Linked DNA regions of Homo sapiens: region 2 is linked to region 1. Evidence: read pairs that join two places in POLR2A ChIA-PET (ENCODE). Cell type or tissue: GM12878. All regions are shown on one strand. Each heading gives the region's core, and the rest is flanking DNA. Links, peaks and the distances in the headings are about the cores only. Region 1 overlaps PHIP (PHIP subunit of CUL4-Ring ligase complex). Region 2 overlaps PHIP (PHIP subunit of CUL4-Ring ligase complex).

Region 1 (5,389 bases), core at 389-5,388:
TATAAAAAGCTAAGTGTCAAGACATGTTCATAGAAATTTAGATATTTAGGAAGCTTGATTGCAGTAGATTTTGGAAATAATGACGAAAAACAAATTGAGATGAACTGTCAGTGACTTCAAATGATCTCATAGGCATAAATACCTATGAACCTTGTGGGGGCTTTAGTAAATTATTTTATAGGATGGTCGAGAAGCTAAGAGAAAAATAGTTTGGTTGCCAGTAGTACAATTTCAGGTATGAAATTGAATAAGTGTGAGGACAACTACTTTAATTAGTCATGAAATATTATAGGGGTAGTTGGTAGGAAATTTGTAAAGAAAAAAATACATAAATGACTTGGTGTTTTGTGACTATATTAGGATTTGGGCTATAGGATGACAGGGAGGAAAGATTTAATAAATGGGTTTATAGAGTGTTAAGCCCGGGTGACCTTGAGAACAATGGTTTTATTAGTGGAAATATGAAAGACATAAGGGAGAACTGACTTCTTTATTCAGTTCATTTGTAATAATGTTTATTGCGTTGAACTACCTATGTGGAAATGGCCAGCTGGCACTTGGAGATAGACTACTTAGAGGGGCTAGGAGTAAAAAGAAGAAAGTGTTGAAGTGTTTCTTATAGTATATAGTTTACTTTCTCGTGGAGACAGGAGAAGGAAGTGCAGAAGGCTTAGAAGTAAACTTTGGGAAATACTCATATATTTAGCAGAATGGAAAAGGGGTCACAATCCTTAAGAGGGTGTGTCAAGGAAGACACACCATGCTAATATGCCAAAAAGACCAAAAGAAAATAAGCCTCAAGGAAGGCCTAATCAATAGTATTGCTCTCCCCAGAGAAATCATAATATGGGTACAAAATGATGTTAAATTTGAAGATATTTATTTTGGTAATATTTTTCTTTTGATGAAAATCTAGAGCTGATTTTTCAGAATCACTTTTATATAATAATTTTTTTTTCATTTTATGTAATAATCTGATCTACTGATTTTTATCAAGTCAGGTCCAGCAGTTTCCTTTTTTATGTTGGCATAAGTTAAAGAATTTTCAAGATTAAAACAGCCATGCAATAACTATTTTAAAGTAATTTGATAACACCTGAACTGTTGGAATTTGGATTTTTTTTTTTTTTTAGACGGAGTCTTGCTCTGTCACCAGGCTGGAGTGCAGTGGCACAATCTCAGCTCACTGCAACCTCCGCCTCCTGGCACAATCTCATCTCACTGCAACCTCCGCCTCCCGGGTTCAGGTGATTTCCTGCCTGCCTCAGCCTCCCAAGTAGCTGGGACTACATGCGAGCGCCACCACACCCAGCTAATTTTTGTGTTTTTAGTAGAGACAGGGCTTCACCATGTTGACCAGGATCCAACACTTATTTCAAATATACATCTGAGTCTTTTTTGTATCTAGTTTACATATTTTTCCCTAGGTTGGCAAGCTCTAATCTAAAAGTTTTTTTAATACATAAGGAAGGACTTCTTAAGGGTTATTCTTAGCATAAATTCCATTTATCACCTCTTTTCATTCTTGGTATATGAGTCCATTTCATAAGATTATTTTAGGGTATTTTAAAAGTTGCATACATAATTTAAAATTTTGGAGTATTTCCTAGGTAAGATGCTTTCTTCTAATGAACGGTGTGCTTAAAAAAAAAAAAAAAAAAAAAAGAACAAGACATACTGACCCTGCTAATAGAATTGAAATAACTCTAGAAGAGGATGGTTCTGCCTAAGATAGCCCATATTTTTTAACCTTCCTACTTTGTGTTAAGGTTTTCTAGAAGCATATACTTCTCATATTCACTCTCTGTATATTCTTCATGATTGATATAATTGAGATCCTGAATTTTAGTATGCATTCTGCTTTTAATATACTTCATCTCCAGATTTGTCCAGTTTTTTTCAACATACCTTTCAGAACCTCAGATGGTAGGATTTTAGAACTGGATTCTAGTGATCATTTATCTCCATCATTCCACAGAGATTAGGTGATTTACCTATTACTGATGGAGAGATGTCTTGGGTCTTCGACCTCATTCCTCTGTCTAATCATTCATCTTTCTGCTTCAGGAAAATTATGTTAGTTGTGTATAGTACCTTCCCTCAAAAAAGGTATTAGTATTCTTTCCTTAATGAGTCCTCATCAGAGCTCTTAGCTCATAAGTTTTTGTATCATTTAATTTCTTTAAAGTTTAGTATAAATCTCTAAATGCCTAACAAGTTTATACTACTCATTTATTGGTAGTATTTATAGAATTCTTTAGTCAGTATGAGAATTTTCAAATAAGGGAGTCATTATTTTAACACATCTGATCCTCCCATCTCCTCCTTTTAAAAATAAAACAAAATACAATAATTGCTGAATATACTTTTATTTTCTTTTTACTCCTCTTATTCTTTTTGAAGTTTTCACAGTTACTGGTAAATACTGTCTCATAGATTATCTCAGCTAAACCTTATTGATATTTAATGTCTATGAGCTTTATGTGGTCTTTATTTCTATATATCCAAAAGAATGCATAACAAGCATACTTGATTTTATTAGAGGAATAGTTCATCTAAAATGCACTTATTTTGATAATTTCTCATTACTTATTAGTTTCACTCTATTTCTAATTATTTTACTACAACTGCAGTAAGTGCTAGCTAGCATAAGCTATATGTAGTATTAAATTTTATGTTGACACATTTTCTTGATACGCAGTGCATTTAATTTTATGATAGGCTTATATACCTTTCATTTGGTGAGAGAGGGTATTTTCTTTTCGTTTTTGAAGATAAACCTTACTGCTTTCTAGTAGATGTGAATATTCAAATAGTGCCTTCATTTAAAATTTTGTCTTTGAGAATTCTTACTCATAAATACTTTGACCCTTGTTTAAAAAGATAAAATTCTTTTCTTTTGATTGGCTTACTTAATCGTACCATACATTTTAAAACCAGTTAGGCTATTTTTAGTTAATATAGAGAAAGTAAAATATTTTCCTGTTTTATATCATCAACTGTTTGGAAGCCTGGTCTGGAAAACCTAGTCTGCAGTTTATAGATATGGGTGTTTATTGTCTGAGGATCTATTAATAAATAGAGAGTTGGTCTTTTAATTGATGAAGTTAGAGGCACCTTTTCTAACTGGTTCATGAGTAAAGCAGATTCTTTTAATGCCTCCTTTAGTAAACAAATGGTTAATCCAAATAATATCCTTTTCTTTTTTCTGATATGATTGAAATATACTTTCATTTTCTCCATATAAAAGTCACTTTGGAGTTAAACAGATGCCTTATACCAAGAAAATTAATACTGTCTTGCCATATTCACAATGAAATGTGTTATATAGGACACACAGGCATCTTAAATATGATTGCTATTTTTTCTTTGCTCTTTTAGAGCTTTATAAGCTTCAACTGTCCCCAAGATTATTTCAGAGATCTACTAACTGTAAATGTGGCAACATTGATAAATAATAGGGTCAAGGGTTGATCAGTCCTACTTGCCCCGCAACCCTCACCCCCAAAAAGAAAAAATGTTTGTTTAAACAACACATGAAGGATACCATGCTTAGGAACATTTATCAGATTTCCTTTGAAATTGCTAAATTGGACTACTTTCAAGTCTCCACTCTACTTCAAATTGTAATCTTAGACTTGTAATTATACTTCTGGAAACATTTATTAGAGTAGATTTATAAAGTAGTTGCTTTTTTGTTCTCTCTCTTGGCTTCTGTGAAATTTTGAGTGAACTGAGTTAAAAAAAAATCATTTAACAACACATGGCTAAGGCAGTTTCAATCCCCTAATTTTTAGTTTTTGATATAAAAGTCTATTTAGAGGTGTACTTTGTTCATGTGGTTGCTTATTTATAACAGTTCATGTAACTTTTTTTTTTATTTGCCTAGGAAAACACTGAAAAATAAAGACTTGAATCCTGAATTTGTACTTATAGTCTTTCATTTTTGGCAAATGCCTAGCTGTATGGCTCCTGGTGCCCTTATGGTAATCTGGAGAAATAGTTATATTCTTTCTTGTTTTTGAATTGTTTTAAAGTAGACTTGGAATCAGTTACCTTCTTCTCCTATCTTATCATCCTCCAACTTTCTTCACACTCGAGATATAATCCTGTTTCACTTATGATTCATTTCCTTTCTTTTCTAAGTTTTTGTGTATATTAAACATTAGATAATTTTCCTAGTTTTATCTAATATGGTTACATTTTTTAAAAAGTTATTCTTTCTTTTCTATTATTGTAACCATCCAAAAGAGCATTAATAAGCACTGTTGCACACATTTCTTCTTTTTAGCAAGCCAAAGGAAAAAGCTAGCTTTCTTTTTGAGGCAGTCCCATTTGTGGTATTGTATTAACTTCTTAGGTAAAGTCCTTTCTTTTATAGAAATATTTTCTCTTTTTACCAAAATGCAAACCTTCCTTGAGAAATCAGTTATTCTTCTTCTGAATTTTAACTTCTGCATTTGGTGAACTGTACATCCATCCTTATGCCACATTTTTAATACTAAAGAAAGAAAGTTACTACCTTTCTCTTTTCCAAGCATTTCCTGGGATATTACTAATAAAGCTCAATTTGTTCTAGATCAGTGGATACCGGAACAGAAAGGAGGTATTTCTTACCTGATAATGTGTGTGTGTTCCGATTCTGCTAATCCAGAAATCCAACAGCATTTGTTGAAAATCATCCTTAGTTGTTATTTGTTAGGGAGTCAACTCCCTATTTTAGTTGTTTCTGAAATTCAGTCCCTAGATGTGCTTTAGATAGGGTAGAATTTTTACCTCTTTCAGAACACTGCTAAAGAAGTTTTCAACTGGAACATAGTCTGAAGAAGCACTGAGAGCAAAAAATTCAGAGTGGTGATTGGCCACCTCTGTTTGATTGACAGGTTGCAGGGAGGAAACCCATTCGTTCTGGATTAATGGAACTGGAAAACAGAAAACAATTATCAGGTAAAAAAAACCTTTTCTTTAACCTTTGAAATTCACCATTTAAAAGACGAGTCAGACTACCAGGGAATTTATTACCAAAAATAATAAAATCTAGTGTCATTTGAGCAATGATCTCTGGCTACTACTTCCAAGAATTACCAAAAAATCCGTACAGTTGCTACATGTCAGCTTTTGCAGAAAGGGCATGATTGAACGGAGATAGATGGAGTGTAAGACATAATTATGTGTTAAATCTGAGTTTAAAACATGAAGCAGAATTCTATGGGTGGGGGAGTTGGTATTCTTTTATTTCCTGAATTGTGTTTGGTCTGTGGATAGAATACTTTATTTTTCAAGGCTATTAATCTGGCACTTTTCATGAATATTCATAAATTTTATTACTGTACAATGCTTGTTTTACTTAATCTTCACTTCATTAGGATGTATGCTTTTATCTTAAAAT
Region 2 (5,389 bases), core at 99-5,098, 66 kb before region 1:
CTTACTAGAACAGGAACGTTGGCATACTCATCAGACAGTTTAGAAATCTTATTAGAACTTGGAGTTCTTTGACTCGTTTTCTCTTTTCATTCATTCAGCATATTGCTTACTCTATATCTACTGGATGCAAGGTACCATTTGAGGTGCTTTCTCATCCATCAAACTGTATATCTAGGTGTGTGAGTTAACTTTATTTTACCTTTTTAGTTGAGATTTAGTTAGGTCTAAAAACATTTGGAACACTGGATTTTTTTGTTCAATAGTTGATCTCGCTGTTTAATATCTAAGTCAGCACATGCAAAGTCTCTTGTACAGTATTTTCTATTTTAATTATTCTGACTTAAAAAGTTTTACGTTGTTGTATATCGAGTTGAATTTATTTAACATTGATTTGAAAATTACTTGTTGAGTCATTAGTTTCTACTCTACCTGGAAATGATTTGTTGTATTAACTAATAAACTGAGCAATATTTTAAATGGGAGAACTCATATATCACATCGCATTGAAATTTCTAGGAAACCTCAAATTATTGCTGCTTAAAATGGGGTGTAATATTTGTAGATGTGAATTTAAAAATAGTCACTGATCATCTGTAGTTAGTCTAGTTACAATCGCAATGGTTGAATTTTAATCAAGAGGAAAGTAGAATTTTAAGAGCAGTTTTAAAAGTTTGCAGGTTAAAATTGATGCGTTCATTTCAAGTGTGATTGAGAAAGGAAATGGTCGTATCTTATGGTTGTTTCTGTCTCTGGTATAAAACATGACTGATTATCACCATCTACCTTAAGATTTAAAACATTTTTAACAAAGTAAATGGAATTGGATAGGAAGCTAAAAGTTGTTTTTGGTACTATGGTATACGTTTAATTAGATTTTACATTTTTTAAAATATGAGATTTATTTTAAAGAAAAGGGGCACTTTTTCCAAGTATCAGAATTCTTAAACTGTAGAATAAAAAACTTTTTTTGGACGAAAGGAAAGCTTTGTCATTTGTTTATTTCTTAGTTTGAATAGTGAATCTAGTTAGTTTATTAAGTCTGCTTTCTAGTTGTCACTTAATGATGATTGCATATTTACGAGATCTAGAGGCAGAATTTTCAAGCATTTTACCGAATTTGGCACTCTCTTGATTACATTTTTTCTTGTAAGACTTCTCTTTTTTCCCCCCAAGAACTAGTTCATGTTTTGCCAATCTGTTAAAATGATTTAATTTTTTCCTTGTAAAATAGTGATACTTGCCTTTCTTAAAATTATTCCACTTTATTAGAAATCTTTTTTGTTTGTTTGCTTGTTTGTTTTAAGTGAAAGGATTGGGAGTCAGGAGATGTGGATTGTGGTTTTAAGCCCCGCTGACAGTTAAACTGTAGGTAATCTTGGGCAAGTCATGGAATTTCTCTTTGTCCCAGTTATCTCATTTGAAAAATAAGTGGATTGAAATTTTTTCAATCTGAAAATCTGTGATTTTGAACTAGAAATAGCAGTACATTGTATTTAAGAACTAAGCTTTATTTCATTCTTAGAGCTTAGTTTTCCAAAACACAGAAAAGTAGAAATCACATAGGTTACAAAATTATATAAATGCTTTTCATAGTGCCATTCTTTGGTGGTAATATCATTTCTTGTTGCAAAGATGATTTGAGACACTAACTACGTTGTAAAATGCCCCAAAATTACCATGATTTCCATCATAGTTTAAGTACTAGTTTTCATTATTGTTGGTCTCAAATTCAGAGATGAATAGGAATGATGGATAGGATTTATTTAAGTATATATCTTAGGTATACATTTATTTAGTGTGTGCTGATTAATGTGAAAGTTAAGGTATAAAACCTAGAGACAACTTTCAGGGAAAAAAAAAAGATATCATATTAAATGTTTTAGAAGTAGGGATTCCCATTCTATATTGAAGATAACATAGTTTCAACACTTGATTATTATAATTTTTTGGGGTTGGGTGAACATGTAATAAAGTAAATGTGTGTAGTTGTAGTAGAGTTACTATTTCCTTTTTTAGTAGAGTATCAATGAAATAGAAGCTTTGCGTGGTAGTCTCTAAAACAGCTTTAATCTCATATGGTCGTTATAATGATGAATAAAATATGTTAGGCGTGAAGGGTTATATGATGAATAAAATGTTAGGTGTGAATATGTTGCTGAGAGGCTGAAGGAGCATTCTTCATTCTTTCTTACATATAGAATTATTCTATTGATGCTTATACCATTTTTTAAAATTTGAGGCATTTACAAACTTTTTAAATGCAATACTTACTATATTGTTAATATTCTTAAATAGTTGTAAAGCGGCATGAGCATAAAGCGGGAGCTGGAATGTCCCTTTCCCAAACCATAATGGTTTTTATTTGATTGTTGTGAGGCAGAATCGTATTGAGGGAGTCTGTTTTCCATTCTGTAAAATGGGCTAATAATAGCTTCTACTTTGTGTGGTCTGTGAGTAATAACTGGCATGAATCAAGTACTATGTAAGGGTTTTGGTTTGCTATTATCAGAACTTTAGTAGTGGTAGTAAAGGTTGTTCTGCTTAGAGCTTTATAATAAAGTTTTCTTTAAGAAAAGCATTTACATTTTTATTCCAGGCACAAGTATGTATATACTTTCTGAACATAGAATCTGCAGTATAAAAAGGCCACATTAAAACTTCAGAAGAGTCCAGGTGTGGTGGCTCATGCCTGTAATCCCAGTACTTTGGGAGGCCATGAGTTGGAGACCAGCCTGGACAAAATGGAAAACCCCATCTCTACAAAAACTAAAAAAAAAAATTAGCCAGGTGTAGTGGCGCATGCCTGTAGTCCCAATTACCCCGAAGGCTGAGGTGAGAGGATCGCCTGAGCCCAGGGAGGTTGAAGCTGCAATAAGCTGTGCCCCATGCCACTGCCCTCCAGCGTGGGTGACACAGTGATACCCTGTCTCAAGAAAAGAAAAAAAAAATCTTCGGAAGATACTATAATTACTTTATAGACTCAAGGATGAAACAGGTCTAAAAAATAAAGGAAAAATGTTTAATACCAAAAATAAATCATGGTTAAGGCATTGTGGATAGACCTCTGGAAAAATTGTGCTACTGATTTCTACTGTGACTTGTTTTTATGGAACACTGAACATTAAGAAATAATTTGGGTGGTTGACATATCCTGAATGGATTAGAGAATATGCAAAGCTTTTTTTCTTTGGGTAATCATCAAATGACATTTAGGAATATATGAAGAGAATTTGGCTATGGCGTCTGCCTCCTTCTATACAGTTATTTGTGAGATTTACAACCATCACAATAGTTTGTATTCTTTTTGGAAACTGTCAGAGAAGAGATGTCTTGACTTCTGTTTTGTCAATCTGTTTATATATATTTTAAACAGAATTCAAGAAAGACTTTAGCTTTAGGTAAAATAAATCCTAACCGATTTCAGTTTTTTAGTTGATTCAGAATTTCTTTGTAAGTTAGTTTTTGGTTTTCTTTTTTTTTTTCATAATCTGGAAAGTTGTGGATGAATAATAAGAAAATAATAATAATAATAGTCTAATGCAGCTTCAGCTTAAGTTAAAACCAATTGACAGTCATTCTTCCCTTTCTCAAGTTTTGTGGGTATTTACCATGTCACTACAGAATTGTAACAAATAAAATGTATCTTGTACAACTTACTCTGAACAAGTAATACTAAATAGGTTAGTTTCATTCTTACTAGTAGTTTCCTTGTATAAATTTCAGAATTCATAGAAAAATATCTGTAATACTAAGCTAAGTAGCCTTTAGTTGCCAGAGAATACCAAACATACTTATTTAAAATAACTTCCTATTTTAATGCACTTTTACTTAGAAAAAAATTTTTAACAGCTAATTTTAGGATATTTAAGTTGCTTTTGTGGTTATATCTAAAAGTGGCAAAGGCTATTATAGGAATCAAATTTAAAATTTTAGAAAGACATTTTAAATGTGAACATTCTCAGTTTCTATTATTTTTTGAGAAGCTATGTCAATGAAATTATGAGGAAATTGTGAGTTAATAAATTACTTTGCAGTGAATAATGTTATTGGACCTATGGAATATAGAGGAGTGTAAGTATTTTATAACAAATTGGTGAAAATGATAACATGTTTTTTCTTGATGGAATTTGATAAAGCAGGGTACTGAAAAATCACAAACTGTTATCTTATTGAATAGTGATGAATGTAAGTTGACAAGTTACTACAGAGAAGGCAATCATCAGTTGTGAGGCAGGTCCTCCTTTATTTACCTTACACACTCAAAAACAGCCGTATTTGAGCTTAGGCATCACAGGTAAGAAAAGGATGGTTGGATGAGGAGTTTTTGATAAGAAAATTTAGGTGGCAACATAGTCGAATGCAGCTTCTTCTTATATTAAAACTAAATTGTAAGGAGAATGAGATGTGTGGTATAGGTAAGCCCTAGGTTATCCATGACAGTACAGATGGCTATGGCAGGTTTTTTTGCAGAAGAGACACAGGAAGAATTCATGTACAGCAGGCCTTCCTTATCTGCGGGTGTCACATCTGTGAATTCAACTGTAGATCAAAATAGTTTAGAAAAAAATACATAAAAAATTTTTAAAATACATTGTAACAATTATTTACATAACATTTACGTTGTATTAGATATTATAAGTAATCTAGAGATGATTTAAAGTGTGCAGGAGGAGTGTAAAGGTTATACGAAAATACTGTGCCAGTTTATATGAGGAATTAGAGCATCCTGGATTTTGATTTTGGTGTGGGGTTTCCTGGAACCATTCCCCCATGAAGATTGGAGGATGACTGTGTTCTGGACTCCAGCTGACCCATGGTCATGTGTCATGGTCTATTTGGTCTCTGTCATGAATAGAAAAAGGCATGTAACTTGTCTTGGGAAAGGTTATAGTATAATGCAAGAAATACATACCTTGTGTTTGACTCTGGTTTAGTTTTTGGGTGTAGAGACACTAAATTCTAGGCAACTTAGTGAAACATCCGTTGTCTGAAACAACTTTGCTGTCATTGTATAAGAATTGTGTTATTTTGAGTACTGTGCTTGAAACTGAAACATTAAAAATGAAACTGGTCATTCAAGATTATTTACATTGGCCTTAGTATAAGCAGTTAAAGGATGTTTCGTCCTTAAATTAATACACAGTAACTTTTCATCAGATTCCTAGATTTGAGTTTAACGTTTTACTAATAATGCTTTAAAGAGAATTTTAAAATTACACAAATTAGCACATATGACGACTTAAACATCAAAACTTGAAAATTTGTTATTTTAAGCAGTTAAATGTTGTCATTTTGTTGTATTTTAAATTATTTTTTATGGAGCATCCCTACTTTGGTTTATGGAAACCTCAATTCTGAATAGAGTCTCTTTTTTTTAGCAAGATGTAAT

Evidence for each region. Peaks named below come from ENCODE experiments on the same cell type or tissue, not always from the same donor. Only the 100,000 strongest peaks of a DNase experiment are listed, where the experiment ranks them.
Region 2: POLR2A ChIA-PET joins it to region 1 with 5 read pairs; 8 of 35 experiments call an interaction of 5 or more read pairs at or near these places.

The regions. Positions count from the first base shown.
Region 1 is chr6:79,003,931-79,009,319 of GRCh38, reverse strand. All of the region lies in intron 15 of PHIP (PHIP subunit of CUL4-Ring ligase complex), which reads left to right. LOC124901346 (a long non-coding RNA gene) reads right to left here. Exons shown (of 2, transcript XR_007059652.1): 1 at 4,618-5,389. Among named protein-coding and RNA genes, the nearest start is that of PHIP, 72 kb to the left of the region's middle. In GM12878, for the core only: no CTCF peak of the experiment used is centred there; no DNase peak of the experiment used is centred there.
Region 2 is chr6:79,070,041-79,075,429 of GRCh38, reverse strand. The region is part of intron 4 of PHIP (PHIP subunit of CUL4-Ring ligase complex); the gene reads left to right. LOC124901346 (a long non-coding RNA gene) reads right to left here. Exons shown (of 2, transcript XR_007059652.1): 2 at 1-4,539. Among named protein-coding and RNA genes, the nearest start is that of PHIP, 5.5 kb to the left of the region's middle. In GM12878, for the core only: no CTCF peak of the experiment used is centred there; a DNase peak (open chromatin) is centred at 5,009; H3K4me3 peaks cover 3,000 bases; H3K27ac peaks cover 1,798 bases.